2 separate regions of the Homo sapiens genome follow, and region 2 is linked to region 1. Evidence: chromatin loops called from intact Hi-C (ENCODE). Cell type or tissue: psoas muscle. All regions are shown on one strand.

The links. Peaks named below come from ENCODE experiments on the same cell type or tissue, not always from the same donor. Only the 100,000 strongest peaks of a DNase experiment are listed, where the experiment ranks them.
Region 2: a loop joins it to region 1, with 2.2 times the contacts of the local background. A loop is called at or near these places in 2 of 110 quality-filtered maps.

What each region holds. Positions count from the first base shown.
Region 1 is chr1:173,427,513-173,435,512 of GRCh38, reverse strand. The region is part of intron 1 of PRDX6-AS1 (PRDX6 antisense RNA 1); the gene reads left to right. The region is part of intron 2 of LOC100506023 (a long non-coding RNA gene); the gene reads left to right. It also overlaps a transcript of TNFSF4 not described here. Among named protein-coding and RNA genes, the nearest start is that of PRDX6-AS1, 30 kb to the left of the region's middle. RefSeq lists an enhancer at 3,949-4,243. In psoas muscle, CTCF peaks have their summits at 4,143 (motif pointing left) and 5,836; DNase peaks (open chromatin) are centred at 4,112, 5,412 and 5,872; H3K4me3 peaks cover 1,432 bases; H3K27ac peaks cover 2,771 bases.
Region 2 is chr1:173,790,826-173,798,825 of GRCh38, reverse strand. It overlaps the pseudogene RN7SKP160. Among named protein-coding and RNA genes, the nearest start is that of DARS2, 30 kb to the left of the region's middle. RefSeq lists a silencer at 69-269. In psoas muscle, no CTCF peak of the experiment used is centred here; no DNase peak of the experiment used is centred here.

The DNA.
Region 1 (8,000 bases):
GCTCATGCGGCAGGGAGAGAGAGTAAGCTCGCTGGTGTCTCCTCTTATAAGGACACTAATCCTATTTCATTGGGGTCTACCTTTATGATCCCATTTAACATCAGTTACATCCTTACACCAAATACAGCCACACTGGGGGTTAGGAGTGCAACACATGAACTTTGGGAGGACACAATTCAGTCCAGAGCGTAAACTAATAAATAGCTCAGTTATTTAGTAAGTTTTAGAATGTTCTTATTTGCTCCTTTTGTTCTTTTCCAGCTCTCTGGGTCATATCTATTGATGAGTATCTCTAGTAGGTAAAGCCTGTCTCCCATCACTTTCTGGGTCCATCTATATAGGGGTTTTTGATGCCATTGTCCAAAAGACTTGGCTTTACTGCTTACCAGCAAGATAGGATCAGGACTATCAGATATGGTCATGAGTGACCACGAAGCTGAGAGTTGCAGCAGTCCCCTCAGCCTTCCATTGGTTGCCCCTGTCCTGTTTTCATGGGCCAGCTCATAGGTGGAACCTCAGTATTATTCATGCCCAGCACTCCAGTTTTTCACCAGAGATGAATCCTAGGCCATTTGGCTGTGATCCTCTTTCTTTCTTCAGTGTTTCACTATTTTGTCCCATGGGGCATTAGATTTCTCTCCCAGTCAAGAGCACATCTGACACTGAGAATTTCTCTGGATATTCTTCTGTCTGCCAAATCAGATTTCCTCAACTAAAATCCTGCGTGATCCACAGTTACATTCACCATTCTCTTTAGACACTGTATCTCAATTACCCAGATGGTATTATGGTTCCGGCCTCTGCAGAGGAGTGTCTTTGCTGGCATTTGGTCTCCATGGCATCGAATACCTTGCACACTTTTGTAGCCACTCCCATTTCATGACCCTCAAACCTCCCAAATGTTGAATGGTAACTTTTAGAAAACTACCAAGTAACGTGGATAACACATTCCCCAGCACATCCATGAACTCTCATCTGTTTGCACCCATTGTTCACTCTACTCCAATGCTATGCCTCACTGGCATCTTCTTTTGATTTGGCACTTGGTGATGAAAAAGGTGAAAGGTTAACCCACTGATTGCTCACTTACCAGTCTCACTTGCTCACTTTTCTGCCAGGTCTCCTAAGTGATCTTTCGTGTAAAAAGAAGTTTAGAAAATGCTTTAGGATAAATTGTATGAGGTTCAATAGGGACAAAAAAGCACCTACATCATAATAACAGTTAACATGCACTTGTAATATCCTAATTAGATACAAGACAAGAAAATATAAGGGAAGGTAAAGTAATTTAAAACAACTGTGCATTAGTTTTCTAGGGATGCTGTAAGAAAATACCACAAACTGAGCAGATGACACTGCAGAAAAGTGTGTCTTATGATTCTGGTGGCTAGAGGTGTGAGAACAAAGTGTTAGCCAGGTTGGCTCCTTCTGAGGGCTGTGAGGGAGAGTCTGTTTCATGTTTCTCCCTTAGCTTTGGGGTGGCTTGCTGGTAATCTTTGGCATTCTGTAGCTTGTGGCAGCATAACTCATCTTCACTTGGCATTCTCCTTTTACATATGCCTGTGTCCAAATTCCCCCTTATAAGGACACCAGCCTTACTGAATTAGGGGCTATTTTACTCGGATATGATCTCATCTTAACTGACTACATCTGCAACAACCCTATTTCCAAATAAGGCCATATTCAGAGGTACTGGGGAGATAGGACTTCAATGTATGAATTTTGAGGGGACAAAATTCAACCCGTAACAACTTGGAAGTCTTTGTGGTGGATCGAAAGTTGAGTCAGTCAGTTTCTTTTATTTTTTTTTGAGACGAAGTCTCACTTTGTTGCCCAGGCTGGGGTGCAGAGGCATGATCATAGCTCACTGCAGCCTTGATCTCCCCAGGCTCAGGTGATCCTCCCACCTCTGCCTCCCTAGTAGCTGGGTCTACAGGTGCATGCCACCATAGCCAAGTATTTTTTTTTTTTTGTATTTTTTGTAGAGATAGGGTTTCGCCATGTTGCCCAGGCTGGTTTGGAACTCCTGGACTCAAGAGTTCCACCAACCCTGGCATCCCAAAGTGCTGGGATTACAGGTGTGAACCATCTCGCCTGGCCAAGAGTCAATTTCTTAAGAGATGTTTGTTTACTTATTTATTCCTTGTTCGGGGGTAGAATTATTGTACCTAGCTGCCACCCTTAAGACTATACTGCAAGTCTGTATATGAGTAAATTTCAGATTAAGAGCACACTGTGTTTGGGGCACTTGAGACAACACTCCTTATTGTGACTACTTTAGATGGCCTAAAAGGGCAGCGTAATACGAGGAGTCTTGGGGACTGCCACAATACATTTATATTTCTGTGCCTTCAAAGGGTTAGTGAATTAGTACTCCTGAGACTTGACATCTTGTTTGCTTATTTTTATTTTCCCAGTGTCTAGTATAGGCAAAAAGTTCCTGGCAAATGGGTCAATAAACATTGAGTTAATCTTACCAATCAATGCTAAGATGTATATGTATATGTTACGTATATGTGTATATGTACATACATACATATTTTCACATTTTACCGTCTTTGAAATAAAAACTGTCTTACAATACATGGAGCATAACAATTGTCACTTTTCTTCTCTTAATAGCAAATACAGTAATGCCTTATAAGCATTGGTTTCTTAGATTTGATGAAATGGGATATTTGCACAAAATTTACCTAAGAAATTGCTGTCGTTTTTACATGAACAAGGTAGATTATAGGTAAAACACCTAAAACTGGTTTTTAATGCTCCTTCATTTTTTTTTTTTCAGGAGAGTTCTGTATTCCTCAAAGATCCCTCAAGAATTTTGTCAGTGTTGCCATAACCTCTTGTTTATTAGTCTGCTTGGGTTGCCATAAAAGAATGTACACAGACTGGGTGGCTTAAACAACAGACATTATTTTCTTACAGTTCTAGAGTCTAGAAGTCCAAGATCAGGGTGCCAGCAGGGTTGGTTTCTAGTAAGGCAACCTTCTCACTGTGTGCTCACATAGACAAGGCCTTTCATCTGTGTGCGTTTGTGGAGAGAGATCTTTGGTGTCTCGTTCTCTTTCTATAAGGTCACCAGTCCTACTGGATTAGGGCCCTACCCTTATGAACTCATTTATCTTTAATTATTTCCATAAAGGCTCTGTTTCTAAATACAAATACATTGGGGATTAGGACTTCAACATATGAATTTGAAGGGTGGAGGTACACAATTCATTTCATAACACTCTGGTTTGGATGGCAATTGTCTAACAAAGATCTAGTTGTTTTGGACTCGGGTGGCTGTGAGCTGGTCTCTGGGTTTGGACTGGATTCCTCACTGGGGAGCAACCCCTCGCCCTTTATCACCTGTTTATAGCATATTACTAGGAAGTGATGTGTCTTGCTTCACATTATTACGTGCCAAATGCTAATTGTGGAGGACCTCTTCTGCTTCTACCCTCTTAGGTCTTAGCCATTAGGTATTAGTTGTCAATCCTTAAGGCCTCCTTCACCCAGTTCTTTTAGGTCCTCTCAGGGCATTGCTACACTCTGCTGATTTCACTTTGCTACTATTATCAAGTGTGTATTCTAGCCAAGGGGGCTACATACTGAGCTTCAGCACCAGCCTGTGTTCATGATACATCATTGGTCACAAGTGAGGCTGGAGGAGAACTCATCTGCTGAGGAAGTAAGCACATGACCTGTCACCAAGGAGTCACCATTTGGCCAAGATCGAAATCCAACACTAAACTTCATTACACATCACCATCAGGTTGCAGTCCTGAACATGCATTGTATTCCATGCCTTGCGAGACCCTGAAATGTTGTCAGTGAAGGACAGCAGGCAAGGTAGTGCATGTGAAAACAATTGTTGACCATGAAATATTTTATTCAGAAATGAGTAAAAAAGAATCTTTGTAGCAGCCAGCCTTTCCCCTGGGGGAGAAAGCTCAGCAGTTGGTTTGGTCAGTTGGTTCACTGAAGGCAGATGAATTGGCACTTTGCAGTTGAGAGCCAATGCAGGCTCACGGAGGTGGCTTCTTTCTGCAGGCTGATTTTGGGCCCCCAGCAGGGCCCAAGGCCCAACAATCAGCGCATGGCTCTTAATTCTGTGCAACTAACAAATCCCGTCCCAGTGTGCTGAGAGCGCCCTCTAGTGCCCAGAAACTTCCTCAAGAATGGAGTGTAAAGACCTTTAAGGACCTTCATCAGGAAGGAACCACCATACTTTTGAATTTCAAGCCTAACCTGAAGATTATTATTTAAGGAAACCGACAAATTTTCTCAAAGAAATTATTGTATTGGAAAATATTTAGAATGCAAACACATTCTCCAAAGAAAACCAAAGACAACTACAGTGATTCATTTACTTTAGGTCTACAACAACAAAATATTAATTTAACAATACAAATAACATGCCCTTTAGCTCTTTGAAGGATGGCAATGAGGAAAACTGGAAAATAATGATCTAGCAATTACTGGCTGAACCACATTCTAAGAAATGTTAAGATAACAGGTGAACATTCAAAATTCAAATTTACCACTTTGGAGGCTGCTTATTTGCATGACAAATGGATTCTTTGTTTTACAGAAAGGCTTTCTCACAGGCCTGGGTTTTATTACCAATTAGCCTTAACCCCAGCAGAGCTTTAATTAGAATGCAAAGGGTTTGTGGGATCTGTGGGCACTGGAGGAAGAGTGTCTTATGTTGAGATTTTTATAGGATTAAGTACACAGCCTCTGAGTTACATCTGCTATATATAGCACAAATTATATAAACGTTGGTATTGCCTGTCACCTAATACAATTATTTGTGCAGACAGAGTATGACATTAATTCCTGCAGTGAACAACTCTATAGACCCTTCACCCTAATGTGTCCATTTAAATGGAGCCCTATTTGCTATGCACACACTTTTTCAAAGAATCTGTTAGAGAATGTGAATACCAAGTTATAAGCAACAAAAAAGAAAGCAACAAAATATAATGAAATCCCCATTACATCCCTTTGCCCTATAATACTTTCCCTTGACTTTGCTATAAGCATTCCTCTGGCATTCCCACTCCTGACCCACAAGATTATTAAATGTTTATTGTCTCAACTAACTATGCCAACAGGTTCGTAATATCGATACAGAGAAAGTGGAAGACTCTGTGAAAGTTATTTACATTAAACATGCAAGTGTAAAAAAGGATTGTTGAGCAACAGGAGTGAGCTAAGAAGGCAGTTGTGAATTCTGTGCATTCAAGATGAAACAATGTTATTTGTGTGTGTTAGCTGCCTGGCTGAGTAAATAAAGAAGATTCAAATTTGGCGCAGCTGTTCTTTCTCAGTGCTGCCTGGATATTAGATTCCCTGCAACCGTCTGTGTGCTTAGACCCCGCGTTCCATTGCGTAGGCTGCTGGCAGGCCTTTTTTTAGCGGAATGCAGCTGGGAGCAGGAAGGGTGGAGCCTGCTGGGGTTTGACTCAGCAGCTGTGGGCGAGGCCCTACACACTCTGTCTTGAGGACTGTGATAAAGGTTAAAAATAAAGGATAGCACTTGAGTGGGCTTCATAAGGAGTAGCAATCTAATTATAGGGCTTATTTTTACAAAGCAGCAGCTGACAGCGTCAGCCCAGCACGTCCTAAAAGTTCTTAGTAAGGCAGGAAGCTGCTACATTTGCTATGACCAATGTCACTTTAAGGGGTCTTGGCAATTACATTCTCACTCAACTTTTCCTTCTGCAACAAGGATATATGAGGGGGATTAGAGGATATTGCAAAAGCTCACCTTTTATTCAGACCCAATTAAAAACTAAACCCACTAAATCAACTTCCTCTCTCCCTTCTCAAACATTTATAAAGCGCCACCACGCGGCAGGCACAGTGCTGGGTGCTGCCATTCACACCCCACATGGTCTTTTCCCACAGCTGGTGGAGGTTGTGGCGTAGCCTGTGCTCAGTCTTGGATCTGTCTCTTGAGGACCAGTTTCTCTTTGGGCTCTTGTTTCCAAGAGCCATGGAGAATGAGCAGAGCAGCATCTAACAAAGGACGGGGTCCCCTCTCAGCTTCTCTGTCTTCACAAGTGAATGTCACACATTTTAAACTAGAACTCTTTCTACTTATTTAGCACCTAACAGATGCTACAAGAATTCTGGTTACTTTTTCTTTTCTGTTTGGGTCGGGAGCACATGTCTAAGTGTGACAAATGTGAGCAGATTATTTGGAGAGGTGAGGAAATACAAGAAAGAGGGGGGCCAGTCTTTTCTCTCTTTTGGAAAAATAATCATTTTTCGTAGAAACCAGATACTTTCATAATACTCTTTTTTTTTAAAGAAATGTTTTAACATGAAAAAAATTTCAAAGATACATACAAGTAGAGATAATAGTGTAATAAGTCCCCATGTACTTTTTGTCCAGCTTTAACAATTAGCAGCATGTGGCCTGATTTTGTTTTACACATATCCTCTCTCCTGTATTATTTTGGAGCAAATTTGATATGTTATTTCTTTCTTTCTTTCTTTTTTTTTTTCCTTAGACAGAGTCTTGCTCTGTCACCCAGGCTGGAGTGCAGTGGCACAATCTCGGCTCACTGCAACCTCCGCCTCCCAGATTCAATAAATTCTCCTGCCTCAGACTCCCGAATAGCTGGGATTACAGGCACCTGCCACCATGCCTGGCCACAAGTTTTGTATTTTTAGTAGATACGGGGTTTCACCATGTTGGCCAGGCTGGTCTCGAATTCCTGACCTCAGGTGATCCTCCTGCCTTGGCCTCCCAAATTGCTGGAATTACAGGCATGAGCCACTGCTCCCAGCCAATATGTTATTTCATCTGCAAATATTTCAATATGTAGTTCTATAGATAATAATTCCTTTTTAAAAAGTAACCACAAAACAATAAATTCAACTAACATTAGCAATAATTCATTAATATCATAAACTAGTCAGTATTTAAATTTATAATTATCTCATAAATGCATATGCACAATTTTTACAGCTTGTTTGAATTAAGATAAAAATCAGCTGCACATATTATAGTTGGTTCCTTTTTCTCTTAAATCTTTTATTCCATAGATTCCCCTTCCATGTCCCTCTCTGTTTTGTTATCCTGGCAATCAGTTGAAAAACTGAGTACTTTGTCCTGTAGATTTTTATGGATTGGATGCCTGTGGTCCTCTGTAACAGTATCCTCCATTTTCTGTTTCTTGTAAATTAGTACAGTCATGCCCCTCATAACAAAATATTCTGTCAACGATGAACCATTATGGATGGTAGTCCCATAAGATTATAATAGAGGTCGGGCGTGGTGGCTCACGCCTGTAATCCCAGCACTTTGGGAGGCTGAGGCGGGTGGATCACTTGAGGCCAGGAGTTGGAGACCAGCCTGGCTAACATGGCAAAACATTGTCTTTACTAAAATAAAAAAAGTAGCCGGGTGTGGTGGCGGGTGCCTGTAATCCCAGCTGCTTGGGAGGCTGAGGCAGGAATCGCTTGAACCTGGGAGGTGAAGGTTGCAGTGAGCCAAGATCGCACCACTTCAGCTTGGGCAACAAAGCAAGATTCTATCTCAAAAAAAAAAAAAAAAAGATTATAATGGAGTTGAAAGATTCCCATTGCTTAGTTATGTAGCCATTGTAACATGGTAGCACAACACATTACCTTTTCTATGTTTAGATATGTTGCAATACACACTATTGTGTTACAGTCGCCTACAGTTTTCAGTACAGTAACATGCTGTACAGGTTTGTAGTCTGGGAGCAATAGGCTGTACCATATAGCCTAAGTGTGTAGTAGATTATACCATCCAGGTTGTGTAAGTACACTCTGTGATATTTACACAATGAAATCACCTAATAACACATTTCTCAGAATGTATTGCTGTCGTTAAGGGATGCATGATTATAGTTGACTCTAGAGACTTATCAGAGTCAGGTTTCATTTTTCTGTCAAAACGACTTCATACATGGTAGAAAAATCTCATGTCTCTCTTTTTTCCCGATGACATTCTTTACACTGTCAGTGTAGTT
Region 2 (8,000 bases), 360 kb before region 1:
TCATACAGTAGTCAAAGAAGGTCTGTCTGAGGAAGTGACCTTTTGAACTGAGTCCTGAATGATGAGTTGGAACCAGCCATGTGAAGATCTGAGGAAGGGTGTGCTAGGCAGGAGAAACCTTGAGATAGGTAAGAGTTTGGCTGCTTTGAAGAACAAAGGAAGTTTTTTGGCTAGAGCATAGTGAATAAGGGTGTATGGCCTATTATGAGCTGAAACTGAATAGGTTGTGCAGCAAAGACTTCTTCCATGGCATAAAATGTCCCAATTTTTGGCTAGGGCACCTGGCTGCCCAGAATAAAGATGATATTTTCCAGCCTTCCTCGTAGGTAGGTATAGTCATATGAATATGTTCTGATTTGGGATACAAATTGAAGTGTCATATAGAGCTTCCAGAAATCTTACCTATAATAAAAAACAACTGGCATGTACCCCTTCCCCCTTTTCTTACTTTTCCCTTCTTCCAACTTTGCTGCCTGGAACATTGATATTATGACTAGTACTATAGCTATTCTCTTAGGTCTTGGGGTTGAGGAACAAGTCCTAGGGATGACAGAGCATGGCCTGGGAGGAGCTTGTGCCCTGAGGTTTTCTTGAAGGTGAACTCCAGTGCCAGCCTTGGGCAGTCTTCCTCTAGACTTACTTGTCAGAGAAGTAAACTTCTCTCTTGTTTTAGCTGTTGTCATTTTGGGTCTTTCTTGCTCATAGTCAAACTTAATCCTAACTTGATACAGAGGCAGGAGCTCTATCATCTAAGTTTTTATAGTGTGAAGAGATTGGATTTTATTCTAAATGCAATGGGAAGCCACTGAAAGATTTTAAGTAAGAGAGTAATATGATTCAATTAGTATTTTATAGGATTTTATAAGATATGAGGGAGAATGGGTGTAGGTAGACAAGAGTGGAAGAAGGGAAACAGTTAAAAGGTTATTGCAAATGATAAAACCCTAATGGAGAAGAAGTTAGCAATATTAAACAAAACTATGTGTGCAGTCACCCTTTGATTAGCAATTCCACTTCTAGGATTCTGTCCCAAAAATTCACTGGCAAAAAAATATGAAATGAAGCATGTACAAGGTTACTTATTACAATAGTATTTGTAATAGCAAGACTAAAAACAACTCAGATGCTCATCAGGCCTGGTATAGCTGCAAAATGAATTACTACTATGCAGCTATAAAAAGGATTGGGGAAGATATCTCTTTACTCCCATGGAGTGATCTCCAAGATGTACTGTTATGTGAAAGAGCAATGTATGTGGACAGAATGTAGAGTATTGTACTTTTTATGTAAGGAATGAGGGAGATATGAGTGTATTTCCTTATGCTTTCAAAAAACAATGAAAGGATAAACCACAAACTTATAACTGTATTTACTTATAGGGAGAAGGAAGGAACAGAGTAGAGGGGACAGGAATGAAAGTTAAGATTTACCTGAATGTTCCTTTTTAATAGTTTAGAACCATGTAAGTGTTTTGTATAATTATGAAAGAAAATTAGAACAAAAGGAAAAAACAAAGCAATCCTTAGCAATTAAAAAAAAATGAGCCTAACTGTATTAAGTTCATGGCATAATCACACAAGTTTTTTTATTCTTTTTTGAGACACGGTCTTGCTCTGTTGTCCAGGCTAGAGTGCAGTGGCACAATCACAGTTCACTGCAGCCTTGACCTCCCTGGCCCAAACAATCCTCCAAACTCAGCCTTCCAAGTAGCTGAGACCACAGGCATATTGCCACCAAGCCTGGCTAATTTTTTAATTTTTGTAGAGATGAGGTCTCCCTATGTTGTTCAAGCTGTTCTCCTGGGCTCAAGCGATCCTCCTGCATTGGCCTCCCAAAGTGCTGGTATTACAGGCATGAGCCACTGTTCCCAGCCCACACAAATTTTTTTCAGTATCTATTTTAATTTAATTTACTTTTATTTTATTTTGAGACAGGGTCTGGCTCTGTTGCCCAGGCTGGAGTGCAGTGGCATGATCTCAGCTCACTGTAGCCTCTGCCTCCTGGGCTCAAACCATCCTCCCTCCTCAGCCTCCCAAGTAGCTCGGACTACAGGTGCATGCAATAATGCCCAGCTAATTTTTTGTATTTTTGGTAGAGATGGGGTTTCAGTATATTGCCCAGGCTGGTCTTTAACCCTTCCCACCTGAGCCGAGGCTCAAACAATCCTCCTGCCTTGGCCTCCCCAAATGCTAGGATTATGGACGTGAGCCACCACACTTGGCCTTTATATTTTTATTTTAGAGATGGGATCTTGCTGTGTTGCTTAGGCTGGGCTCAAACTCTTGGGCTAAAGTGGTCTTCTTGCCCCAGCTTCCTGAGTAGCTGGACTACAGGTGTGTAACACCATGTCTGGCCTTTTTTCTTTTTTTTGATAATTTTTTTTTTTTTAGAGTTGGGGTCTTGCTGTGTTGCCCAGGCTAGTCTTGAACTCCTGGGCTCAAGTGATCCTCCCCTCTTGGCCTCCCAAAGTGCTGGGATTGCAGGCAGGAGCCACTGCACCCAGCCTGGAGTATCATTAAATTTGTGTATCTTTAAATTTTTAGTATCTTTAAATTTGTGGTATTTTGGTTGTATATTCTAGCAGGCTCCATCCTAGAAAAAGAAGAGCAGCAAATAAATTTTAAATCACATTCAGTTGTCTTAATAATGTAGCTATTATTATTTCGGCCTATTTATAATATGGTAACGTGTGTAAGAATTCAGATTTTCAGTGTAGGCTGGGCATGGTGGCTCATGCCTGTAATTCCAGCACTTTGGGAGGCCGAGGTGGGTGGATCATCTGAGGTTGGAAGTTCGAGACCAGCCTGGGCAACATGGTGAAACCCTGTCTCTATAAAAATACAAAAAATTAGCCAGGCATGGTGGCACATGCCTGTAGTGCCATCTACTCAGGAGGCTGGGGTGGGAGGATCACTTGAGCCTGGGAGGTGGAGATTGCAGTGAACCAAGATTGTGCCACTGCATTCCAGCCTGGGTGACATTAAAAAAAAAAAGAGAGATCATCAGTGTAAAAGATACACAATTATAAAATCAAGTAAGTAAAAACTCTAATATTACATTTAATTGGGAATATCAGAATTAACTCTTATTTTTAAAGTGCAAAAGTTTTAAATTTTCATTAAGTCTGACCAATTTTTGTTCTTTTATTGCTTGTACTTTTGGTGTTGAATCTAATAAATCATTGATTAACCTCAGGTCCTAAAGGTTTACTTTTGTTTTCTTCTCAGGATTTTCTAATTAGAAAATTAGGTCTGTCATTTTGAGTTAAATTTTGTGTATGGTGTGAGGTAGGGGTCCAAATTCATCCTTTTGCACATGGATATTCATTTGCTTCAGCACCACTTGTTGAACAGACTTTTTTTCCTATTGAAGTGTCTTGTCACTTTTTTTCAAAAATCAGTATTTCATGGATGTTTGGGTTTATTTCTGGACTTTCTATTTCATTGATCTACTTGTCACTTCTTATGCCAGTACGACACTGTCTCAATTACTATAGCTTTGTAGTGAGTTTTGAAATCAGGAAGTGTGAGACCTTCAACTTTGTTTTTTTCCCAAGGTTATTTGGCTGCGTCTTTTGTATTTCCATAAGAATTTTAGGATCAGCTTGTCAATTGTTGCCAAAAAAAAAAAAAACTTCCTGGGATTTTGATAATGATTGTGTTGAATTCATAGGGCAGTTTGGGGAGTGTTGCCATAATGATAGTAAATCTTCTAATCTATGAGCAGGATGTTTTTCCATTTATTTAATCTTTAAATATTTTATTATTTTAGATCTATTGAGAATGGAATTGTTTTCTTAATTTCATTTTCAAATTGTTTGTTGCTAGCATATAGAAATACAAGTGATTTTGTATATTGCTCTTGTATCCTGTGACTTTGCTGAGCTTATTTTAGTAGTTTTTTTTCACTGAATTCTTTAGGATTTTCTACATAAAAAATTCATATCATCTGTGAATAAAGACAGTTTTATTTCTTAATTTTTAATCTTTTGTTTCTTTTTCTTGCTGAATTGCCTTGGCTAGAATCTCCAGTACAATGGTGAATAGAACTGGTAAGAATATACATTTTCGTCTTGTTTTTAGTAGGAAAGCATCATGTCTTTTACAATTAAATATGATGTTGGCTGTAGGTTTTTTCATAGATGTCATTTATCAAGTTAAGAATGATCCTTTCTATTCCTAGTTTGTTGAGGGGTTTTATTATGAATAGGTGTTGCACTTTGTCAAAATTTTTTTTCGGCATCTACTGAGGTTATTCATGATTTGCTAAAAAACACATAGCTTTGTTTACTGGAGAGGCCCGGAAGCAGTAAAAAGCCATTAACAATGAACATTACTAACACACAGATTATGTTCTATAAGTATTTCCCACTAAAAGGAGCTAAAACTTCTTGAGGAAGGGCTGATTTCAGGTTTGGGACAAGAAATGTATAAAAATAACCTTTCATATATCAGAAAAGCAAGATAGCTATCAACAGTTGTGTCAAAAGGCTAGGAGCCAAAATGAAGGGGGACCCTACTTGCCAAAGGTGAGACAATTCACATATCAAAAGGAAAAAGTGTAATTGATTGAATATATAAAAATTTATTTATATCAATATTAAAGTAAAAATAATTTATGAGCTCATACTAATACTAAACAAAATTTTAGAAATTGGTGTTACTTTTGGAGGTTGCTGCAGAATCAAGTTCTGAAAATTGGTAAAGGGGAGAAGCAAACATTTTCTACTTTCTAGTATAAATTATATTTCAAGATAATCAAATAGCTGATCAAGGTAAGTTTTTTAGATATATTTCAGCTGATAAATGCAAAGGAATGAGAAGGCATCATTTATAACTCTCAGTGAAATAATAGATGTAAGCATCAATCATTAGTATCTGCTTAAACCCTTAGGTGAAAGATTGATGGAGTATTTTATAATGGAGCTAGCTGATAACACCCGAGGCCACTACCCACTGTTAGTATCTCTAAACACGGGCTGTCTAGGTATCACGTATGTTATGACTGGGTGCTATAGAGCACCTATGAAGTATTTCTAACAGCCTCTTTTTTTTTTTTTTTTTTTTTGAGACGGAGTCTTCCTCTGTCGCCCAGGCTGGAGTGCAGTGGCGTGATCTTGGCTCACTGCGAGCTCTACCTCCTGGATTCACGCCATTCTCCTGCCTCAGCCTCCTGAGTAGCTGGGACTACAGGCGCCCGCCACTATGTCCGGCTAATTTTTTTTTTTTGTATTTTTAGTAGAGACGGGGTTTCACCGTGGTAGCCAGGATGGATAACAGCCTCTTAATGTGAGTATCTTCGTAGAGAAATACGTTTAACTATATCTGTTGCAGTGCAGATACACACACCAAATAGAATAGAAACTATAGAAGAATTTCTAAAATTAAAGGGCAAAGGAACGAAATAGAAATTTGACCAAGTGAGCAAAAGAAGGGACAGGAAAAAAAGAAAACTTCAAAGTATAATAGTAAACAAATTAAGTGGTAACTAGGGGAATTTTAACATTGATTGGGTATTAGATGATATTAAGGAATGTTTATTTTATCAAGTGTGATAATGTTGTTATAGTTAGACCTTATCTGTTAAATACTCAAATGTGGGTGAAATACAGTCATGCATCACTTAACGACAGGGGTATGTTCTGAGAAATATGTCTTTAGGTGATTTCATCTTTGTATAAACATCACGGAGTGTACTTACATAAATCTAGATGGTATAGCCTACCATATACCTAGGCTATATGGGATAGCCTGTTGCTCCTAGGCTACAAACTTGTACAATGTATTACTTACTGTACTGAATACTGTAGGCAACACAATGGTAAGGATTTGTGTATCTAAACATATCTAAACATAGAAAAGGCACTGTAAAAACACAGTATTATAATCTTATGAGACCACTGTCATATATGTGGTCTGTCAATGACCAAAACGTTGTTATGAATGAAGTGCATGACTTTAAGGTGATGGCTGGGATCTGCTTTAAAATACTTCAGTGGTGATGGAGAGGAGAAGTAAGAGTGGGAGGAGACAGATAAAACAAAATTTACAAAATCTGTTAATTTTTGAAGCTGGATGGTTGGTATATGGAGGTTCATGGGTTTCTTATATTCTTTTATGTATTTGCATTTCCCAGAGTGTGAAAGATGAGAGAAAAACACTCAAGACAAAAGCTAGATTCTTTTTAAGCCTAATTTTGGAAGTGACATACCACCCCCCTATACTTTTTAATAGAGTTTATTTTTTAGAGCAGTTTTAGGTTCACAACAAAATTCAGTGGATGTTTACAGAGATTTCCCATATACCCTTTTTCTCTACAAATGCATAGCCTCACCCATTATCAACATTCCCCACCAGAGTTCCTAGCATCGCTATTAGGCACACAGACCAGACCAACCCTGGTGCATTTTGGGAGAGGATTACACAAGGGTGTGAATACCAGAATGCAGGGATCACTGGGGGCCTCTTAGAGCCTGACCGTGTACACCCTCACAGAACTTACTAGAATTAACATCAGAAAAGAAAGCTGAGAGAAAAGTACTGGGATATGAGGCCCTTATGATGATACCTGGTTCTCCTGTCTTATTTCTGGACACAGGCTTTTTTTACTTTATTCTCCTGAAAGCAGACTGCTTTGATTTCCCTGAACAGCCCATGCTGTCTCACTGCCTTCCTTCTGTATATCTTACACATGCTGCTCTGCCTGGAATGTCCTTTCCACTCTTGTCCACTTAGCAAAACTATTACTCTCTTTCAAACCTTTCTCAGGCTTAACTTCTTTTCTAATCATTCTTACAGTCCACATCAGGGCAGACTATTGAATCGCTTCTGCTGGGCTATGTAAATAATTCAATTGTTGCATGTTTTATACTGAGATGCATTATGTAAAACATTACCTGCCTTATTACCTGAAGTTTGGTGGTTTTGTTTGTTTGTTTTAAAGAAAGGCAGACTGCCACATGCAGCAACTCACTTGGATGTGTCTGGAGTCTTGGAAGCTTGACTTCAAAGAACCCTACGTTCTCTTACAAATGAACCTTGAGAGCTTGTTTGGAGGTTCTAGTAGGGGAATGCAGCTACTTGTATACCCTTGACTGCAGACTGGCCTTCCTCTATTGGGGATGGCTGTCCTCTTCCACTGAGTGTGCACAGCTTCAAGAGGGAAGCACATGGAGTGGTGAGGGAGGAAGGGGACTCCTGCCTAGCTAGCCAGATCAGCCGAATCAACCCTGGCGATCAATAGAGTGACAGATGTCACAGTCAGATCGCCCTCATATCTGGCTGGCTTTTTTCGAGACAGGGTCTTGCTCTGTCAATGAGGCTGTAGTGCAGTGGTGTGATCATGCACTGGCCCAAGTAATCCTCCCACCTCAATCTCCCAAGTATCTGGGACCAGAGGCATGTGCCAACACACCCAGCTTTTATATATATATATATATAATTAAAATTTATATATAACATAATTTATATATAATATATAATTTTAATATATAATTATATAGTATATACATTTTATATTTTATATATATAAATTTTATATATATATGTAGTTTTTTGTAAAGACGGTCTCTCTTATTTGCCTAAATTGGTCTTGAATTCCTGGGTTAAAGCGATTCTCCCGCCTTGCCCTCTCAAAGTGCTGGGGGATTTTATTAATAGGTATGAGCCACCGCTCTAGGCTGATGATATGAGTCTTAAATTCCTTTTACTCTGTCAGTTTCTCCCTCTCCACTTTCTTTCCTTGCAATTCAATTTTTGGAGAAGCAAAGTTATTTGTCTTGTAAAGTTTCGCACTTTTGAACTCTGCTCATTGAATTGCTATGAAGTTAACACATTCCTCTGTTCCTTTGTATTTCCTGTAAACTGGAAGATTTAGAGCAGCAGTTCTCAAACATTTTTGCCTTGAGATCCCTTTAAAGTCTCAAAAACTTGAGGACACAAAGAGCTTCTGTTTACATGCATTACATCTAGTGATTTACCATATTAGAAATTAAAATTGAG